Linked DNA regions of Homo sapiens: all the other regions are linked to region 1. The links are chromatin contacts, found by Hi-C in ENCODE. All regions are on one chromosome and are shown on one strand. The core of a region is the stretch at or near the end of the contact, and the rest is flanking DNA. Distances in the headings are between cores, read along the strand shown.

Region 1 (3,928 bases), core at 894-3,393:
CGTTTGTAATTCTTTCGTAAATATATTAAATTCATCAGAACACAGAACGTTTGTTAAAACTCCACCTTTACTTCTGGTTCTTAAGATAAGAAGAGGACACATCCCTCACAAGTTCAATTTGAACAGCCACACAGTCCCCACTGGTGTTATAAATGAAGGAGAATGCTTGTACCAAGTAGAGCGGAAATGAACATGATTTTGAATCTATTCAGACCTGAAAGGTCCAAGACAGAACAACGAAGGTAGAGGTACTGGTAAAATTCCTCGGCGAGAAAGCATTTTCTAGGCAAGTATCATGTGACCCTTCTCTGCTTTCTGAGAATGCAGTTCATGGGCACAAAAACAAATATTTAAATCCTCGTACTCTTCCTTCCCTCATTCTATCTGTATTCCTCCTTTGTCTACTAGATACTGTAGACAAAAAATGTCACTATTTAAAAACTTCATAGTTATCTGGGATAATCCAGTAATAAAACAAACTGCACAATCCATTAATTCAAAAATGAGGAAATACAAAAATGGGGGAAAAACTCATTACAAAATTAGAGACACGTACAATAAATACTATGGTAAACATCATGCTACCATTAGTCACTAATGAATGGAAGCTTTCTGCAGTAGCTGTCATCCTCAAAGCATTCCAAATAACTTGAGCAGAGGCTGGGTAATTAAGCAACTTGTTTAGTGCCAAAGGTCTTAGACCTGGACGTTCTCAACCTTTAAAATGGGAACGCTGCCTGTTTTTAAAGTACGATGTGACGTCCTGAATAAGGTAGTGAATGTGAATAAATTTGGGATGAGGTATTAGGATTTGCTCTCGCTTAAGAATGTTTTTAGGGCAGGAGGAAAACATGGTGTGAATGTGTGTGTGCAAGAGAGACATATACTGATTTTTTATGAGATATTCTGAAAGATAATGACCCTTACCTGTGGAAGAGATGCTTGCAAAAACTTCTTGCAGGGAAGGCAGTAGTGTGGCAGGCTCGGCCTTCCAGATGTTCTGCAGCAAGTTACTCACTTTTGTCACCTGGGAGACATATTCCCGCAGCTCTCTTTCCTGGGTGGACACGCACTGGAAATGGCCTATCGTTCGAACCAGCTGTTGACAGAACGTGATGGACAATTTCCCCTTGGGGATGCATTGCACAAAGTCGGTCAGAAGGTCGCTCAGTCGGGCACAGAGCTGCGGCTCCGGCCTCTCACACACCATCCGTAACACCTCTACCTGCAGGAGGCTAAAGAGATCCAGCACCGACGGACAGCTCATAATCAGCTTCAGGCCGTTGTGAATGTAGTCCAGGATGGCTACATCCTTCCTGTCCAGAGAGTGGTAGCCCTGATGAAGGAGGCCCAACACGAAGGTCTTGTTGAAGAAGGACTCGAACTCTGGCCGGTGGTATCGTGCGTAGGCCTCCAGCACCTGGTGCCCCACCTGCCGCTGGAAAGGGTCCTGGCCCTCCAGGATGAGCCGGGTCGTCAGGTCAAACATGGCCTCGCACTGCGCCTCGTCTAGCCAGTGCTCCGCCGATTCCACCACCTTCCGCACAATCACCCGCTTGAGGGGCAGGGGATGCGAGGAACTCACAAGGCCCTCCAGGATCTTGTCCATTGTCGCCACGCTGCAAGGCCAGGGCCAGGGGATAAGGAGCGGGTGGCGGCAGCCCCGAGGTGGGGCAGGAGAGCCCCGGGGCGGAGATGAACTTGGAGCGCCGCAGCAGCAGCGCGACGGGCCACGGCCACCGCCGCCTCAGCAGCCACATTTATGGCGCAGGGAGACCCATCCAAGCCGGGGCGGGAGCTAGCGAGCCTGGAGAGCCTAAGAACCGACACCTGCGGCTGGCCTAAGGCGCCAGAGGCCCGTACTCCGCCGCCGCCCCGGGCCCTCGATCCCACTCAGCATCAGCGCCGAGGGGCCTGTCGGGCCCCCCAGCGGCGTCGGCGGGAGCTCAGGGCCCGGGGCTGCTAGCCGGCGGGTGGAGGAAGCACGCCTCCGAGTTCCGGGTCAGGTGTGGGCGTCCAGTCTCCAGCAGGTCGTGAGAAGAAGCCGGTCCTGGGCTGAGTCAGGAGGCGCTGTCACGGAGAGTGCTGGGATCAGCCGGGGAGAAGAGACCGAAGCGACACCCTTTGACCCGGATTTTGAAGTGCCGGCAAACAGGAAGTGAAGGACCTAAGAACCTCCGGAAGGACCGCCCCTCCGCCCCTCTGCCCCTCCGCCCCTCCGCCTGTCCGCCTCTCTCCTTCTCCCTTGTTCCCTCTCTCCCTCCCTGCTCCCCCACCTCCCTCCCGAGTCGTAGACTCCCTTCCCCCCGGCGCTGGGAGTCTCCTTCCCGCCCCGCCGCGCAGGTGCGGCGACGGCCGCGTCACTGGAGAGTGTGTCGAGTCACAGGCGGTCTTCCGCGCGGAGCGTCCCCGGCGGACGCTGCGCAGATGGCTGCGACTGTAGGATTCTTGCCGGCTAGTCTTCGTCGGTTCCGCCTGCGTCAGGTTACTCGTGAAAACTCGAATAAGTGCTATCGATGTGAAATCCGAGGAAAAGAGCATTTGGGGGAAAAGTAAGGAAAACTCAAAACTCGGATTGAGAAGTCTGCCTTGGCTCATTAATCAAGAATTGCGCTTGCGCGCCTAAATGTGACTGCCTTTATCCTGCGATGTCGGTATTGAAGTAAGAGCAATACTGGCGGCGTACCTAGCATTTAGCGACCATCAGTATCAGTAGCAGGCCTCTAGCAAAGAACCAGTTAGTGAGCTTTGTACCATATCGAAAATTATAAGCCGTCCAAAAAAGTGTGAGAGTAAGGAAAATGGCAGATTAGAATCAAAATATTTTTATACCTGTGTCATACAAGGGTACTTTGAAAATAGAAAACCAGGTGGAAATACCACAAAACTTATTGTATATGTTGACACCGAAGATGGTTTACAATAGGGAAGAACAGGTGCAATCATGCTTGTTCTGTTTCATGCCAAATTCCGAAGATTCACAGTAAGAATTTAATCAGAGGTCTTTATATTGGAAAATATTGCCTAACTGTAGCCTGCTTCAGGCTTGGTTAATATAGTTGTGAAACTAGACATTAAGGCCCTGTAATACAGACAAAACTTTAAAGAAATAGGTCATTTAAAATGTCCCGTAGAAAAATGAACAAAATTCTGTTACTTCAGTTTGCTAAATAGTGTTTTGTTTTTTTACCAAGTTACAAACACGATTACACTAATATATTCACACGTCGATTATGGTAGTCTTAAGAAGAGCAGTTTAGAGGAGACAGGAGCTTGAGTAAAAGGGAACTTAAGACCAAGTTGACTCGTAGGAAGATACGGAAGATAAAAGAGAATTGAGGTAATTAATCTATCAGTCATGCTAGAGACAGGAATGATTTTTCCAATAGGAGGTGAAGGTACACAGATGTTTGTCTTTACTGGGAATAATGCCACAGTGGAAGACAAAGGTAATATAGAAAATAAAATATTAAGAAGGAATTAAGTATTAAGAAGGATCGTGGATTTGAGGTGGAGTGGAGGAAATTTGGAATTAATCTTTGTGCTAAGAAACTAACAGGACGAATGAAGATTGCTGAATAGTACCAGCGAAGTGATTATTCCAAAGTAGACAAGAAAAAAATATTGGTAAATTTAAAACTTGACAGATTACTTTGAATTGTCTATAACATTTTCTTCTTTCTGTTAATATTAGGTCTTGAAAAATTGAATATTACAAAATAAGATGTCTGAGAGAACATAGTGCTATTAGTCCATATAAATTACATGTCATAATATTAGACTTCCAAAAGCACCATGACTCTGTATTTTTAAAATACCTCTTGAATGATAGATGCATGAAATGAAATACTAGGTTTTTATACCAAGATATTCAACGCTTATTTCCTTCTTTTGCCACTGGTTAAAAAATGTATGTAATATGCTCTTT
Region 2 (3,556 bases), core at 918-3,417, 3.5 Mb after region 1:
TGGGCAGATGTTCTTAGAATCTCCTTGGGCTGTGTCACCGGCCACTCGTCCCTCATGTTTGGCTCAGAATACAGCTTTTCAATTATTTTACAAAGTTCAACTCTTCATCAACATCTTTTTTTTTTCTTTGAGATGGAGTCTCGCTCTGTTGCCAGGCTGGAGTGTAGTGCTGTGATCTCAGTCCACTGCAACCTCCCCCTCCCAGGTTCAAGCGATTCTCCTGCCTCAGCCTCCCTAGTAGCTGGGACTACAGGAGCGTGCCACCATGTCCAGCAAATTTGTGTATTTTAAGTAGAGACGGAGTTTCACCATGTTGGCCAGGATGGTCTCGATCTCTTGACCTCGTGATCCACCTGCCTTGGCCTCCCAAAGTACTCGGATTACAGGGGTGAGCCACCGTGCCCGGCCCTAACACCTTGTCATTAAACATTCCCTGTCCACCATTAATCATCATTCACCCAGTCTCCTCTCCTCTCTCCCCACCCCTACCCCCACTCCATCCAGCCCCCTAACATTCTGGCCCCAGTTCACACAGCCCCCTGCACAAGCAGCAAACAGGGAGGATGAGCACCTCTGTCAGCTTTGGGACATCTGTGGACCTGCAGGCCTAGGATAAAGGCGCATGCAGGTTTGGTAGCACCTGTGAGTCAGGATGCTACCAACAGTGAGCCTTAGACCTGCTAAATTAGGTTTAGCCTAAAGCTGCCTTCTGACATATTTTAAGTTCAGCCTAAAGGTTTCTCCGTACATCGTGAACTATATGCTTCCGTTTTCTGGGAGTCGCTTTCCTTTTTCTGTCCATAAATCTTCTTCTACCACGTGGCAGCCCCAGAGTCTCTCTGAACCTATTCCGGTTCCCCATGCCCAACTGTGAATCGTTCTTTGCTCAATTAAACTCAGTTAAATGTAATTTGTCTAGGGTTTTCCTTTTAACAGATCTAAGTGCTTCTTTAATTAGAAACAAATATCCTGCTCTTCTCCACAACAGATTGTGTGAATCAAACCACAAAACGTGAGTCTGAAGGTTCAAGATCTTCATACAATCTCAAAACAGACTGGCTAGGCAAGACATTGAGCATGCACGGAGGCCTGGACTGGATCCTCAGCTGTGAGGCCTTCCTGCTTCTGGCTGTTTGTGTAACCTGAGCAGTCTACGGCTTGGCCCTATTTCCTGGTACAGGCATACTTGGAAATATAAAGAAATATGCATGCTTGGTAAGAAGTCTTGCACTCTTGCACTCGGACCCCTTTCCCCAGCTGACATTGTAGGTAAGATAATATGAATTGAGCAAATGTGACTCCCATGGAGTAAAAGCCCTCTATTTAACCAGGCAGTCGAGATATTGAATAATCCTAGTGGGAAGCTGTTTTAAAATTTAGAGCTAATTACTTAATCTAAAGCTAATATTTCTGAAGGAAGTTTTTTTCAATCTGATAATCATACCACCATAGGCAGTTTATTTAAGAAAACACATTAATTAAAACATCAACGTTCAAGAAATCACAACCAGGTTTAGAAGCAGGCACGTTTCCTTTGGAACACTTGTAATTAATATTCACACCACTTCCTGCAGGTTAGCAGGCTACTAACGCTCGTTTGAACGGGCTGTGGGTCGTAATCACAGATGATGCAGAATCGCTGAGCTCTGAGGCCCCACAGCGTTCCAGTTGGGAGAACTAATCTCTGGAATGTTCTCAGTCTCTGCTTGCCCCTGGGAAGGAGGGTAGCAGGCGGCATGGGTGACCCTGAGGCGACTGTGCTCTGAGGACCCAGAGCTACCTGCAAGGGCAAGTAGGAAACAAAACACCGGACCCATCTCCCTCCCTCCCTCTCTCTCCCGCAAGCCTTGTCACACACACACACACACGCACACACGCGCACACACACGAACTTCCCATGCCTCTTACTTTGCTGACAGGCCGAGAGAATAGAGACAGCAGCCAGCAGGATCGAGTTCCCGGCCATCTTTCTCACGGAACTATTTGTAGAGCGCACGGGAAGATAAATGGCGCTTCTTGACTTTGAATGCTGACCTTCCTTATCGGGTAAACAAAGTTGGGGACCGGGTGGGGGGAAAAGGCTGATTCAAGCGGCTGAATGACCTTTGCTCTGGAACAGAAGTCAGGAAGGCAGGCAGGTCTGGGGCTGCCGGTCACAGATCTTTATGGGGCTGGGAGTTGCTTCCGGCGTTTGTTTTAAGCCTCTCCCACGGCCAGCGGGCAGGGCTGTAGCTCACTGTGGGACCAGCCCTCCAGCCGCAGTGCCAGTTACACTATCTTCTCTGCCAATGCACAGACTCTCTGGATCCCTTTCATCCCCACGCCCTTCCCTCCTAGGGCCTTGCTGAGACCTTTCTCACCTCCTGTGGAAAAAGTGAGAAGGAACTACTTACTTAATCCTGTTGACATTTTAAATGCTAATTTAAGCCAGTTCTAATGTATTCACGCTCTGAATGGCCGATTTAGGATTTGAACCCAGTCTAGCAGATTACAACTGTGCCCTATCCCCTGCACCAGGCTGCCTCTCACTGTCACCTAGAGACTCTGATAATAATCATACTTTTTTTTTTTAAGACAGGGTCTTGATCTGTCACCCAGGCTGGAGTGTGTGGTGGCACGATCATAGCTCACTGCAGCCTCCAACTCTTGGGCTTAAGTAATCCTCCTGCCTCAGCCTCCCAAGTAGCTAGAACTACAGCCACAAGTCACTGTGCCCAGCCATTTTTAAAAAAATAAACCGGCCGGGCGCGATGGCTCACACTTGTAATCCCAGCACTTTAAGAGGCCAAGGAGGGTGAATCACGAGGTCAGGAGATCAAGACTATCCTGGCTAACACAGTAAAACCCCTTCTCTACTAAAAATACAAAAAATCAGCTGGGCATGGTGGCACGAACCTGTAGTCCCAGCTACGCAGGAGGCTGAGGCAGGAGAATCTGCTCTTTAGAGATGCAGATTCTGGCCTGGAAGGATGGCTCATGCCTGTAATCCCAACAGTTTGGGAGGCTGAAATGGGCAGATGGTTTGAGCTCAGGAGTTCGAGACCAGCCTGGGTAACATGGCAAAACCCCATCTCTTAAAGAAATACAAAAATTAGCAGGGCATGGTGGCACGTGCCTGTAGTCCCAGCTACTTAGGGGGCTGAGGCAAGGGGATTGCTTGAACCCAGGAGCCTGAGACTGCAGTGAGCCAAGGTCGTTCCACTGCACTTCAGCCTGGGTGACAAAGTGAGACCCTGTCTCAAACAAATAATAAAAATAAAGATGCAGCTTCCCAAAAACCAGAGCTGGGGGCCTTTCCTCACCCCATCCTACAGCACCATTAGAGGGTATATCTTGGCTCAAGCTGCTATAACAAAGATACCATAGACTGGGTGGCTTACAATAGCAATTTATTCGTCACAGTCCTGAAGGCTGGGAAGTCCAAGATGACAGTGCTGGCCAATCAGTTCCTGGTGAGGGCCCTCTTCCTGGTTTGCAGAAGGACACCTTCATGTTGGAGACAGAGAAAGAGTAAGCTTCCTGGTCACTTCTTATAAGGGCACAGATCCCATTATGG
Region 3 (3,617 bases), core at 591-3,090, 4.8 Mb after region 1:
CAGTAATCCTTGACAGTGATGACAAGGATGTGTGTTCTGCCTGGGATAATTTCCATGAATTCAAGGGCTGTCATTGAGTTTGGCCTGGGCATGACAGCTTCTTCTTGAGGAAGCCATCGTGTACCCTGATATCACCATTTTCTCTTCCAAGAAACAGCTGATATATTGAACAGAGATGACTTGTGGAATATAGTCAAGAAGTAGCTTAAATGTTCTCTCCCTCTATCCTTTTAAATGTAGTTTGTAAGTTTAGCCTTTTCATTTCTTTGTGAAAAGTTAGGCAGATTCCATGATGTTTCTGGTCACTGTTGAGTAATACAGTTTTCTTGTTACTTCAGGTCACAGAAAACTGCCCCAGTTTAGTAATTTAACTGTCAGAAGCATGTGTTTGTAAAAACTTTGATCTTGTGTTAAAGTTGAAGTTTTTTTCCTTTCTGGCAGCTTGAGTCTGCTGTGAGTGGGAAGCCAGAAGTTGAAGTAGGGGTGGAAGAGATTTATTACCTAGTCTAATACTACTTCTACTCCTTCTCCAATTCACCGGCAGAGTTTTCTGGCTCTTCAAGGATTGGTGCCAGGAAGGAAGAAGTAAGAAAGGCAGCAAAGATGTTACTTCACAGCTCCTTGTGAGGTGATCTAGCATTTTGGCAGTTGTTTACAGCTGACAACTTGACAGATGGTCACAGCAGACTCTTTTGTGGGGGCTTTTGTGAATTTTCTGTAGTTCTCTGTAAGATCTCAAGCAGGGGTCAGCTTGCTCTTTGCAGTATGATCAGTAAATGTGTCTTCTCTGAAGCAAATGATCCCCCTTCTCACTTTGTGGCATATCCTATGAATTCTATCCAGTGCCTGATGAATGTGTGATAATCAATTGATGACAGATAAAGAAACACTGCCATAAACTGAGTTGGTTAATCAATATAATGAAAGAGTTTATACTGATAGGATGTATGGGATAGAAGAAAGCACACATCAACACAATGATAAATAATATTGATATTGCAAGTAGACAGGAATAGTAATGATGGAATTGAAGTCATCTGCAAGGGGCAAAGACAAAAAGGAAAATAAGAAAGAAGGGCATATAGATAAAATTGCATTGTCAAGTGAAAAGAGAATATGTTTAGGATTGTCTGACAATCAAAAACTGTTTAAAAGAGGAAGTTATACCAGCATATTGCATTTGTGGTTAGGTAGACAATAATTTCACAACAGCACATGACTCAATAGGCTTGAACAGCACGAAGTGTCTGCCCAAATGCTACTAAGAATTTAGGCAGTCAATAAAACAGGGAAGAAAAAAGTGAATGGACATTTTTCTTTTCAAGAGAAGCTTTATATGCTTCTTTTAAAAGGATGGAAGTATGTTATAAACAGAAATTAAATGGTTGAAATAGGGTTTAATTTAAAGACAGTAAGACCATCAATATGCTCATTAAATACCAGTTGGCTATTAGAAACCTGTTTAATGAGATTTACCAACCACTAAAACCATCATGTCTGTCAGTTCAGCAGCCATTAAATATCAGTAATTTTGTTTGTTATGGAAAATACAGTTAAACTATTCCAAGAGAGTCAGAAAGTTACAAATAACAATGAGTAATATAATATTTGTTGAGTGTTTATAGCAAACTAGCCACTACTCTAACATTTTCCTGAACACAATTTCCTTTAGTACTCACAAGGTCAGTGTCACTGTGTCCTATTCATAGTTAGGGGAACTGAGGCCTGGGCAGTGTAATTAACTTACCTAAGGTCACACAGCCAGGCAGTGGGTTGAAGCTTAAACTCAGGCAGTCTGACTCCAGAACCCACATTCCTAACCAATGAGTTACCCAATGGTACCTGTCATAAAATATATCCAGCAGTCTTAGGGCAAATCTAATAGTAGCAGCCTTACCTGCTAGAGGCTGGTGATCTGATTTTCAGCCCAGACCTCCATGTGGTCTTTGTCACACTGGTGGCAGGAGTCAGATGGTCTCTTGCAGAAAGAACTGTGAGAGAGTCACCTGTCACAGGCCCTTGCTTTCACTTCTGCACAGTTTCAGCCAGATCAAGGACTGGAGACAGGAAAGCAGGGCTCCTGAAGTTTTGACCCTCCTAGCTCTTTCTTTGTCTCGGATTTTTAATTCTTTCATCACCTGCAGTCTCTCAGATCTACTTTCTCTTTGGTCACTACCCAAAGCTCTCTTTCTTACCATCCTGCATCACCTCGTTTTGTATCTTCCATTTTGTTTGTGGCCTGGGGTGCAGGTGGGCAATGGTATAGGGGAGAGCTTGTCTCAAAGATTCACTGATTCCTGAGGGCAGAGTGTGTTTGCAGAAGGCTGAAAATGTGCACGAAGACCCCCTGAATGTTTTGCATCTGTGGTATTGTATTATGGTTAACATTTTGGGGGCAAATTGTGAATGGTGAAAGCTTAAAAAAAACCCAACTAATTATGAAAGGGAATGTTGTGCTTACATAATTATTGCTTGTCAAAACTGCGCTTAATAAATACAGCCCATAGCAGGATTTTATTCTCTGCATTACAGTTAATAATTAATCCTCCAAACTTATTGTCTACTGCTAATAAACACATACCAAGCTTATTACTCTCTCTAAATTCTTGCCCAATATGTCAACTTGTTTCCTTCTTATTTCTTTTCTCTTACCCCTAATTTTTAAAAGTTGAAATCCATATTATTTCATACTGCTCAATAATGCTTCTAAAAACTTTTTTTCCTAGAGTTTTTCTACAAATAGAAGTGTTGAATAATAAAATTATAATCATATCTTTATCTTTCACTTGGCTAGATTTTGGATTATGCCCTTAGGTTAAGAACTGTATCTTTTGCACCTCAATACAGTGCCAATCACATTGCTACACTTTACAACTAAATAACAACCTTAGTACCAACATATATGAGGTCTTATTAACCTTAACTCTGAACTTATACTTTTAAGGAAATAATTATGCATACACACTAGACTATGTGGGAGTCCAAAGTCTGGAAAAAAATATAGCAAGACCTTTATGTAAGATACTCAACCAAACATATTCAGCTAAAATAAAATACCCAATTCTAGAAATAGCATGTAGTGGATGACACCAGTAAGCTAAACCAGATGGCTTGTATGACAATGTCCTGTGTTAGAGATTCTGAAGTCACCCTTTGGGAACCCATTTCATTGCCTAATATTGAAGTTGGAAAGAAACTCTTTGCATCTGATCTTTATTTTCCTTTATGTAACTAAGTCTGTTTCTTCTTGGACTGTCTATCTGGGAGGTAAAAACAGTTGATTCTTAAAAGAACTCCTCCATTGGTCAGAGTACTCTCATTAAGTCAAGTTTATATTTCTTTCTTTAAGCCAAATAAAAACTCTTGTTATTCATAGTTGCTGATGGGGTAGTTTGCCACATGTATGAAGAGGGCCGCACAATGCACTACATGACGTAAGTTTCACACCTGTGATCTGTGGATAAGTGAACAAGTTCCCAATATTTTCTGTCACCTGGAATGTGCTGATTTAATTGATAAGATTTTCTACCCTGGCTTTCAATTTCCCAGTTTTTAGAGATCCACAGCAGATGATATTAAAGAACCGAAACAATGGCGGTGATAGAACTAACATAGAT

Evidence for each region. A loop is a pair of places that touch in the nucleus more often than their neighbours do. Pooled maps may share reads with other maps.
Region 2: a loop to region 1 is called in a pooled map, with 11 times the contacts of the local background. The contact joins the promoter of MGST2 here to the promoter of USP38 in region 1. A Hi-C loop is called at or near these places in 8 of 50 pooled maps.
Region 3: a loop to region 1 is called in a map with no recorded cell type, with 7 times the contacts of the local background. The contact joins the enhancer-like site here to the promoter of USP38 in region 1. A Hi-C loop is called at or near these places in 2 of 37 single-sample maps with no recorded cell type and 1 of 50 pooled maps.

The regions. Positions count from the first base shown.
Region 1 is chr4:143,183,132-143,187,059 of GRCh38, reverse strand. USP38 (ubiquitin specific peptidase 38) reads right to left here and starts at 2,143. Exons shown (of 10, transcript NM_032557.6): 1 at 928-2,143. The coding sequence starts at 1,609. It overlaps USP38-DT (USP38 divergent transcript), which reads left to right and starts at 2,199. Exons shown (of 4, transcript NR_185979.1): 1 at 2,199-2,552. RefSeq lists silencers at 1,752-2,001, 2,222-2,271 and enhancers at 1,323-2,207, 2,208-3,093.
Region 2 is chr4:139,664,430-139,667,985 of GRCh38, reverse strand. It overlaps MGST2 (microsomal glutathione S-transferase 2), which reads right to left and starts at 2,167. Exons shown (of 5, transcript NM_002413.5): 1 at 1,909-2,167. The coding sequence starts at 1,966. RefSeq lists enhancers at 1,943-2,112, 1,409-2,608.
Region 3 is chr4:138,403,939-138,407,555 of GRCh38, reverse strand. The region is part of intron 2 of LINC00499 (long intergenic non-protein coding RNA 499); the gene reads right to left. Among named protein-coding and RNA genes, the nearest start is that of LINC00498, 93 kb to the right of the region's middle. RefSeq lists an enhancer at 1,877-1,936. Within about 2 kb of position 1,840, at least 3 of the 41 ENCODE cell types and tissues checked have a DNase peak (open chromatin) inside an H3K27ac peak, as active enhancers do.